Linked DNA regions of Homo sapiens: region 2 is linked to region 1. A link is a contact called in ENCODE Hi-C or POLR2A ChIA-PET data. All regions are on one chromosome and are shown on one strand. Each heading gives the region's core, a stretch centred on a gene start or an enhancer-like site at or near the end of the contact. The rest is flanking DNA. Distances are from core to core; before and after follow the strand shown.

Region 1 (5,118 bases), core at 1,845-4,344:
CACACCTGGCTAATTTTTGTTATTTTTAGTAGAGACAGGTTTTACCATGTTGGCCAGGCTGGTCTCGAACTCCTGACCTCAAGTAATCTGCCCATCTCAGCCTCCAAAAGTGCTGGGATTACAGGCATCAGCCACCACACCCGGCCCATCTTTGTATTTTTTTTCTTTCTTCTTTATTTTTGATTATTTTTATTTTTCACTTTTTTGAGACGGAGTTTCGCTCTGTTGCCTAGGCTGGAGTGAAATGGCGCGATCTTGGCTCACCACAACCTCCGCCTCCCAGGTTCAAGTGATTCTCCTGCCTCAGCCTCCCAAGTAGTTGGGATTACAGGCAACGCCCAGCTAATTTTGTAGTTTTAGTAGAGATAAGGTTTCTCCATGTTGGTCAGGCTGGTCTCGAACTCCCAACCTCAGGTGATCTGCCCACCTCAACCTCCCAAAGTGCTGGGATTACAGGTGTGAACCACCACGCCTGGCTTTTCTTTCTTTTTTTAAACTGTACATACTGGTTGACTAGCCCTTATCTAAAATGCTTGGAACCAGAAGTGTTCCAGATTTGGGGTTTTTTTCAAATTTGGGGGCTATCTGCACTATATACTTGCCAGCTGAGCATCCCTAATCCTAAAATCCGAAATCCAAAACGGTCCAACGAGCATCTCCTTCGAGGCACACATCTCAAAAAGTTTCGAACTTTGGAGTATTTCAGATTTTGAATTTTCAGATTTGGGATGCTCAACCTGTATTTATGGGGTACAAAGTGATGTTATGATATACGTATATAATCTGCAATGATTGAATCAAATAATTAACATACCCATCATTTCAAATACTTATCATTTTTCATGATGAGAACATGAAATTTACTTTCTTAGCAACTTATGAAAAATGCAATACGTTATTATTCGCTACAGTCACCATGCTGGGCAATAGGTCTCCAAAAACATTCCTCCTTGACTGGGCGTCATGACTCACACCTATAACCCCAGCACTTTGGGAGCCTGAGGCAGGAAGATCGCCCAAGCCCAGGAATTCAAGATCAGCCTGGGCAACATAGTGAAACCCACTCCATCTCTACAAAAAAATAAAAATAAGTCTGGGTGCGGTGGCTCACGCCTATAATTCCAGCACTTTGGGTGGGCAAGGCAGGCGGATCACGAGGTCAGGAGATTGAGACCATCTTGGCTAACACAATGAAACCCCGTCTCTACTAAAAATACAAAAAAAATATAGCCGGGCATGGTGGCGGGCGCCTGTAGTCCCAGCTACTCGGGAGGCTGAGGCAGGAGAATGGCTTGAACCCAGGAGGCAGAGCTTGCAGTGAGCCGAGATTGCACCATTGCACTCCAGCCTGGGCGATAGAGCGAGACTCTGTCTCAAAAAAAAATAAACAAACAAAATAAATAAAAATAATAAAAATAAAAATAAAAAATTAGCCAGGCGTGGTAGCACATGCCTGTAGTCCCAACTACTCAGGAAGCTGAGGCAGGAGGGTCACTTGAGTCCAGGAGATTGAGGCTGCAGTGAGCTGTGATCACACCACTGCACTTCTGCCAGGGAGGGAGAGTAAGACCTTGTCTAAAACAAACAAAACGGAAAAACAAAAACTAGAAACCAAAAACATTTCCCCATCTAACTGAAACTATATTCTTTGACCAACATCTCCCCGTCATGCCCGCCCCAGCCTCCAGTAACCACCATTCTACTCTCTGCTGCTGTGAGCACCACTGTTTTAGATTCCACCTCTAAGTGAGCCCTCTCGGCATTTGTCCTTCTGCGTCTGGTATATTTCACTTGGCATACTGTCCTCCAGGTTTGTATTTGTTAAAGTTGTGCTTTTCCCTGGCTGTCTGTGGAGCTTCCTCCTCCTCTCCCTTGCTGGCTCATCTCAGACCCTCCAGCCTCGTTGTGCTGGTCAGGGGTGATGCCGGCAGTTGAGAACCCCCCGTGAGGGAGTGAAGTGTGGGGTGTCTGTGGGTGTGTGAGCCAAGGGGACCCAAGCAGCTTCCTTCCTGCCACCAGGGGTGCTCTAGAGGTCAACGCAGCCATCTCCCTGCCTCCAGGCCAGCTGGCATCTAATCCAGGCTTTACACACAGAGGGAGCTGCCGTGGCCTGTCACTCCTGTGAAAATCTTGATGACAATGAACACTTGCTGCATACCTCATCAGTACAAGTATCTGTGCGGATACAGATATGTATCCTGTGACAGCTTTATCTGCATTCACCCTTTCGATCCTCACAACAGCTAAATGAGGGTGGTACTGTCATCCACGCTACAGACAGGGAAACAGCAAGGTTGAGAAATCTTCTCAGGGTCGTAGGCAAGCATGTGGCTGAGATTCGGGTCCATGTAGTCTGGTGCCAGTGCCCATCTGTGGCTACTGCATGGTACCACTCCGAATGAACAGGGAATTGGAGGTCACTTCTCTCAGAAGCAGGGCTGGACCACGTGACTCTAGAGGTCCTGTTTAGCCTGATGAAGATGAAATGGAAGCCCAGAGAGGGGAAATGACTTATTCACAGTCTCATGGCTTGCTAGTGTCCCAGGCACCACGAGAAGGTATGTTTTCCAAGGCTGCCCCAGTGCTTCGAGAGTATTACATGCTGGCTATTTCCCCCCAGGATATGCTCCCCCGACAGGGCTGAGCTTCCTCCGCAAGGGACGATGCTGCTCCTTCCCTTTGGATCAATCCCCCCGATTCCTAAGTCTCTGCATGAGGTAAGGTCCCGGAGGGAGATCCAACTACTTGGACCTGAGGTCCTGCCCACCACTCATGGACAGTGGTACCCACAGCTGGTGGGAGCCAGCGTATCCTGGATCATGTAGACACCAGAAGGCCCCCAGAGTCAGGGGCAAGAGGGGAAGGGAGTAGGGAGCGTGGGCCTACAGGTAGAGTGTGGGAACCACAGTGAAGGCCGGCAAAGAAGGGCCATGGCAGTGAGAAACTTGTAAAGCACCCAGCTGAGGTGGTGGCGGTGGGAGGGGCTTGTCCTTGTCCTTGTCCCAGCTCTGCCCCTAGCTGCATAACCACAGGCTTCTCCCTCTGGTGGCTGAGAACACAGGCTGGGGAAGGAGGAGGCCAGTCAGGCAGCTGCGCATTGCAACGTGGCAGGTGGCCTCGGCCAACCCCAGGGCCGGCCTGGGTGGGGATGGGAAGGACACCCCTGCCAGACTGTGGGCCCATCTGTCCATCTGTCAGAGCACATGTGTCCGACAGCCCCCAGCTCACACCCACGGCCCCACCCCACCGGGGGCGAAGGCTGCCCGTGGAGAAACAGGAGCCTTGGCCTAAAGGCTGAGGGTGGAGCATTCCTGATGCAGCATCCAGGAGGAATCTCCGCTTTCTCCTAGCCCCACACTCAGCCTCACACACACCCTGCCGGCCACCTCCGCCACATAGCACCACTGAAAACGTTACCCCAGCTGCAAAATCCTGCCTGGGCTAGGTCATTTCTGTATCTCATTTCCTCTGTGCTGAGTCCCCTCTCTCCATGGCAGCCCACCCCCTAGACCATAAACTGTTAAATGGCATGGAGTAAGTAAAGCACGCACCACTCAGCAGAGGGCCAGCAAGGTCAGCGATTACTGTTAATATTGTTAACGAAGCCCTATTATAACGAATGCTATTAGCTTTCAAACTTGAAAAGGACTGAGGAGCTGAGAGCACAAGCCTCCCCACCCAAGAGTGGGTGGAAGTGTGCGTGGACATCTTTGGTTCACTGTAGGCCTCTGGTGGAGTGAGCAAGTGCCACACTGCACCCCTGTAGGTTGGGGCTCAGGGAGAGGAGGCTGGGCACATCCTTGCTGCCCCACCCTAATCCCCAATGGCCTGGAAGCGGGGGCCAGGGTGTGTGTGTTGGGGGTGCAGCTATCCAGGGATCAACTGAAGCCATAAACACCTGGGGCTGGAGAAGGAGGCTATTTGTGGAGAAGGAACTTCTGACTGAAGCCTGAGAAGGCAGCAATTGGGCCTGACATTTGAGCTGTTCCTACCATTGTCCCTGGAGGGCTCTGAGGCTTCTGGTGAAATCAGCCAGGCTTCAAGGCCACAGCTCCAGGAAGCCCCAAGAAGCTTGCACTGCTCCCCACCCAAGAGGGCATGCCCATTCCTGCCTCGGTGTCTGTCCTAGTCATGCTCCCCCGCCACACTGTGAGTTCCTTGAGGGCAGGTACGTGTTCCCCTCACCCCGTGCTGTGCATTTGGCACCTACTGTGTGCTCTCATCCCTACGACAACACTAGAAGGCAATGTCTTATTCCAATAACCTCATGGAAAGATGCTCCACAACACTAATCATCAGGGAAATGCAAATCAAAAACCACGAGATAGCGCTTCACACCCACTAGGATGGCTATGATCCAAAAAATGGAAAATAACAAGCGCTGATGAGGATATGCGAAATCAGAACCTTTGTTCATTGCTGGCGGGAATGTAAACTGATACAGCTGCTGTGGAAAACAGTTTGGTGGTTCCTCAAAAACTCAAACATAAAATTACCACATGAGCTAGCAATTCCAATCCCACAAGAACTGAAACCAGGGACTCAAGATACCTGTACACCAATGTTCACTGCAGTATTAGTCATAGTAGTCAAAAAGTAGAAGCAATACAAATGTCTATCCACAGGTGAACAGATAAGCAAGATGCAGTCTCTCCATACAATGGAATATTACCCAGCCTTAAAAAAGAGGGAAATTCTGAAACACGCTACAACATGGATGAACCTTAAGGACATTATGCCAACTGAAATAAGCCAGACATAAAAGGGGAAATATGTATGATTACATTTTTTTCTTTTTGAGATGGAGTCTCACTCTGTCATCCAGGATGGAGTGCAGTGGCATGATCTCAGCTCACTGCAACCTCCACCTCTCAGGTTCAAGCAATTCTCGTGGCTCAGCCTCCCGAGTAGCTAATTACAGGTGCACACCACACCCAGCTAATTTTGTAATTTTGTATTTTTAGTAGAGACGGGTTTCACTGTGTTGGTCAGGCTGGTCTCGAACTCCTGACCTCGAGTGATCTGCCCGCCTTGGCCTCCCAAAGTGCTAGGATTACAGGCATAAGCCACATGAGCCATCACGCCTGGCCTGATTCCACTTTTTTTTTTTTTTGAGAC
Region 2 (5,118 bases), core at 1,683-4,182, 51 kb before region 1:
ACATCTTCAACTGATTTCAGCCCAACTGTGAGGCTAATTCTGCTTTCTTTCTTTGGATAGAGGCTTAAAAATAAATATAAAGAAGATGATGGACACGAACGTACATTAATACTCTTGTAATACCTTTAAGGAGTAACTACTTTAATAGCTTTAGGTAATAACTACTGCAAACACTGGGATGATTTGGGTTTTATCTGCTTTTAGTTGAGGTAAAATTCACGTAACAAAATTAACCACTAATGACTTTAAAGTATAGAATTTTAAAATCTGCTTTTTAAAGTGTTGGAAAAGTGTAAAAGCATGTGACATTAAACTTGTGATATTAGTTTAGTATTTAGGTAGATTAAGTTTGGTGGTTAAATGCTTAAATAAATCTAATTGGGTCTATAAATTGAGGCTATGTTTTGTGAATAGTGTTTAAATTATTAGTGCTACATGCTTAGTGTCTAAGATTTTGTTAGATTTGTATATCTGCCTTGTTAGATGTTTGAATATTAATATTAATATAGTTTAAACAGCCTAAGCTAATTTAATTAATCAAGCTTATAAGTAATATTTAATGTTTAGAGAATTTATAAGCTAATCAGGCATTAATCAAAGAACAAGTGATAGAAATACTAGATTTATGAGCAAAGTAACATAAAAATACTAGATTTATGAGCAAAGTAATAAATTGTATGAGTTGAACTTAACAAAACTAGTCTTGAAAATGTACAACTTTGGGTGCAGTGGCTCATGCTTGTGGTCCCACCATTTTGGGAGGCTGAGGCAGGAGCATCACATGGGACCAGGAGTTGAAGGCTGCAATGAGCCATGATTATACCACTGTGCTCCAGTTTGGGTGACAGAGCGAGACTCTGTCCCCCCAAAACAAAGTAAAACAAATAAAAATGAAAATAACAATAAAATGTACACCTTCAATAAACTGGAAACATAAGTAAAATACACAAATAAATTTGTTCCTCTCCACGCATAAAAGCTTCCCTCAGGCATTAAAAACTCAACTGACCATGACTTAGTAGCTTATAAACTAACACAAAAGTATAGAAAGAGATTTATTTGTTGAAATTTTGACAGTTAAAAATATTACAAGTCAAATTAAAAGGAAGCACCTCTTTCAAATTTAATTTTCTTTCATTCATTTTTATTGGTGTTTTGTTTGTAAAGAGAAAAGTCACTAATTTTTACAAACGGTGATGAATATGCTGCTCAAATGCATACCTTTCCATGGAAGGAAGTCTCTGTATCCCACTCATATCCCTACTCCATCTCCATGGGGGAGAGGAGTTATCATGGATTGACCATGGCTTTGGGGTGATCAATCTGTACCTGGTCAAAAAGTCTAGCTCTGTTGTTTCTCAAACTTCAGGAACCCCCTGAGGATTTTGACTGGGAAGGGCTGGAGTGGGTGGGGTGAGGTTTGCACGTGCAGTGGGCTCCCAGATGACGCACTGGCACTCTTCCGGGGACCACGCTCTGAAGCCCAGAAAGTAGGTGCTGTTCACAAGTGAGCACCTGTGCATGTGGCTCCTTCCGTGGTCCCAGTGACCACAGGCTGGGGCTGCTCCCTCAGCCAGGTCCGCCCTCTCTCTCTGTAGTGTTGTTTTGTTATAGATTAGGGGTCTTGTTATGTTGCCCAGGCTGGTCTCAAACCCCTGGACTTAAGCAATCCTCCTGCCTCAGCCTTCCAAAATGCTGGGATTACAGACGTCAGCCATTGCACCCAGCCTTCTCTAGCATTTTCTTTCACACAGCAGCGGTGACCTTGTGTCAGGAGGCTTTGGGGCACCTGCCGCCTCTCACTTCTGCATCTCACACTCCCTCTGTTGATCTAGTGTGTGTGTGGCCTTGCCTCTGTCACGCAGATCAGATCCAAGAGTAGTTTGGGTATGGCTGGGAGGGGGAGAAATAGAATAGGAGGCCTGACACAACTCTTCATTTGTTATGTGACTCCCCCCAGTAGAATATAAGCTCCTTAAGGGCAGGGACTTTGATTTTATTCACTGCTGCATCCCCAGCAGACAGAACAGTGCCCAACACACCCTAGGTGCTTAGTACATGTTTATGGGATGAATGAGGCCTGTCTGGACTCTAGGCATTCCTAGAATTCCTACTGGAGGCCCTGGGAGGACACAAACCCAGAGGAGGGAGCAGGGCAGAGGGCTAACAGAAAATGGAGGCCACCCGGGGAATGTGATGAGTTGCCAAACCAGGAGAGCAAAAGCAAATATCAAAGCCAGGGACTCCAGCCAGGAATCCAAGCCCCAGCCAGATGAAGAGAAAGAGCAAGTGGGCCAATTATAAGCCGGGAGGGGCTCGAGGCCTTCCCAGGAGCAGGCATCTGAGGCGTGCTTTCATGTGTCTCCAGGGCCAGTGCTAGGGTGGGTCCGTCAAGATGAAAGGGGCACAGGGATGTGATGGACGGAATGGTGTTTCCTGGGGGCTCTTCCTTTTCCAGAACTAATGCTGGGAGACAGCGTGTGGTCTAAGAAGTCACAGGCTGGCTTTGAGTCCCAGCTTCCACTCTCCGACTGTGTCAACTTGAGCGAGTTACGTACAAGTCACTCACCTTTGCTTGCTGTTAAGACGGTGCAAACCCCTAAACAGCTTAAAATCAGAAATCTGTGTGTCCCCGGCAACTTCAACATAATGTTGGCAGACACCAGCCCCAAAGGGTCTGTGCAGGATTGGTGGGGATTTAGAGAAAGAAATTGGAAAGAAGTCAGCAAAGTAGTTACTGACAAGGAAAAGCAGAATAAGAGAATCATGCCAAACTTCAAAACTTCTCAGCTTGGCCTCTGAGGGAGCGAGGCTGTGAAGAGAAGCAGATCCCTTTGATTCTGAGAAAACATTGATATAGTCACAAGACACTCAGCAGACTCTTGGTCTGAACATCTGATTACTCCCTGATTACTTCTAAGATGGGATTGCTAGCGCGCCAGCTGGCAAGCACATTTCCCTCTCGTGGTGCTTGTCTAATGTTTACTTCCCTCTATTCTCCACAATCTCCTGCACCCCACATCACCCCTATAGAAATATTTTACTAGCCTGGGCAACATGGCAAAACTCTGTCTCTACAAAAAAAAAATAATACCGAAAAATAAGCTGGCCGTGGTGGCGTGTGCCTGTGGTCCCAGCTACTCTGGAGGTTGAGGTGGGAGGATTGCTTGAGCCTAGGAGGCAGAGGCTGCAGTGAGCCAAGATCGGGCGACTTCACTCCAGCCTGGGCAACAGAATGAGATCTTGTCTTAAAAAAAAGAAAAAAAAAGAGAGAGAGAGAGAGGAAAGGCAGGAAGACAGGAAGGCAGGCAGGAAGGCAGGAAGGAAGGTAGGAAGGCAGGGAGGCAGGGAGGCAGGGAGGCAGAGAGGCAGGGAAGGAGGGTAATTGTTGCACCAAAAAGGGATTGCTTTCTCCCTTAATGCTGGTGCTCTCTGGGGCCTTCAGGGCCAGCTTCCAACTCTCCTACCTGGCCTTAGGCAAACCCTGCACATGCGTCACCTGCTGTCCACCTCTTTTCACGAGCACTGTGGAGGCGCCAGGACTTCCAAGTTGAAGTACAGTGCAAGATCTGCAACCTAGTAACCAAGTGGCGTTGAGTTAGTGATTTCTCTGAGCCTCTATTTCTTCATCTGTGAAGAGGATGTCTACAGTATCACAGTGTAGCTGTAAACGGCAAGAAAGACGTTGTATTTGAAAGCGCTTTGTAGGGGGCCAGGCGAAGTGGCTCACACCTGTTATCCCAGCACTTTGGGAGGCTGAGGTGGGCGGGCAGATCACGAGGTCAGGAGATCGAGACCATCCTGGCTAACACGGTGAAACCCCGTCTCTACTAAAAATACAAAAAATTAGCCGGGCGTGGTGGCGGGCGCCTGTAGTCCCAGCTACTCGGGAGGCTGACGCAGGAGAATGGCGTGAACCCGGGAGGCGGAGCTTGCAGTGAGCCGAGATCGTGCCACTGCACTCCAGCCTGGGCGACAGAGCGAGACTCCATCTCAAAAACAAAAAACAAACAAAAACAACAACAAAAAAGAAAGTGCTTTGTAAACTGAAAAGTGCTGTAGTCAGGGTGGCTGGGCACAGTGGTTCATGCCCATATCCCAGCACTTTGGGAAAACAAGGCAGGAGGATCACCTGAGTACAGGAGTTCGAGACCAGCCTGGGCAACATAGTGAGACCTCCATCTCTAAAAAATAAAATGAAATAAATTAGCGGGGTGCGATGGCATGCACGTGTAGTCCCAGCTACTCAGGAAGCTGAGGTAGTAGGATTGCTTAAGGCAAGGAATTCTAGGCTGCAGTGAGCTATGATCACACCACTGCACTCCAGCTCAGACAACCAAGCAAGATCTTGTCTCTGGGAAAAAAAAAAAGAAGAAGAAGAAGCTGGGCACAGTGGCTCAGGCCTGTAATCCCAGCACTTTAGGAGGCCAAGGCAGGAGGATTTCTTGAGCCCAGGAGTTTGAGACTGGCCTGGGTAACATAGTGAGACCCCTGTCTCTACAAAAAATTTTAAAATTAGCCAGGCGTGGTGGCGCATGCCTGCGTCCCCAGCTATTCAGAAGGCTGAGGTGGGAGGATCACTTGAGCCCAGGAGCTCAAGGCTGCAGTGAGCCATGATCACGGCACTGCACTCCAACCTGGGCAACAGAGTGAGGCCATCTCTAAAAAAGAAAAAAAAGTTTCCAGGAGTAGTGGTCAAATGCTATTGACAGAGAGTTAAGATGAGGGCAGAGAAATGCATTTGTCGTAGAGATCCCTGGTTTCCTCTACTTCCTGAGTAATAGGATTCCTCCATATGGCATATGGTCACTCAGAATAAAAACTATATTTCCTAGGGGCTCCTGCAGCTAAGTGAGGCCAATGAAGGTAAGCAGAAATGCAATTTCCAGAAATTCCCAAAAGGGAGGGGCATGCTCTTCTTCACTCCTTTTTCTTTCTTTCTTTCTTTTTTTTTTTTCTGGAATCTTAAAATTTATTTTGCCATTTTCCATGGAATATAATAAGAACACCATAAAAATGTGTATCAGTACATTATAAAATTGTAAAGCTTATATTAGTAAAATCTTGAAAAGTAAACTATAGAAATAGCATAAAACAGCAGAGTTCGACATTTGAGCA

The links. Hi-C counts contacts between places; a loop is a spot of excess contacts on that map. ChIA-PET counts read pairs that join two places held with the same protein, here RNA polymerase II (POLR2A). Pooled maps may share reads with other maps.
Region 2: a pooled map of posterior vena cava shows a loop between it and region 1 (6-fold over the local background). The contact joins two enhancer-like sites. A Hi-C loop is called at or near these places in 1 of 50 pooled maps. POLR2A ChIA-PET finds 5 or more read pairs at or near these places in 5 of 52 experiments (OCI-LY7, Panc1, WTC11 and 1 more).

Annotation. Positions count from the first base shown.
Region 1 is chr12:3,001,772-3,006,889 of GRCh38, reverse strand. All of the region lies in intron 3 of TEAD4 (TEA domain transcription factor 4), which reads right to left. Among named protein-coding and RNA genes, the nearest start is that of TEAD4, 45 kb to the right of the region's middle. RefSeq lists an enhancer at 2,646-3,527. Within about 2 kb of position 3,094, at least 4 of the 41 ENCODE cell types and tissues checked have a DNase peak (open chromatin) inside an H3K27ac peak, as active enhancers do.
Region 2 is chr12:3,052,961-3,058,078 of GRCh38, reverse strand. No RefSeq gene overlaps it. Among named protein-coding and RNA genes, the nearest start is that of TSPAN9, 22 kb to the left of the region's middle. Within about 2 kb of position 2,932, at least 5 of the 41 ENCODE cell types and tissues checked have a DNase peak (open chromatin) inside an H3K27ac peak, as active enhancers do.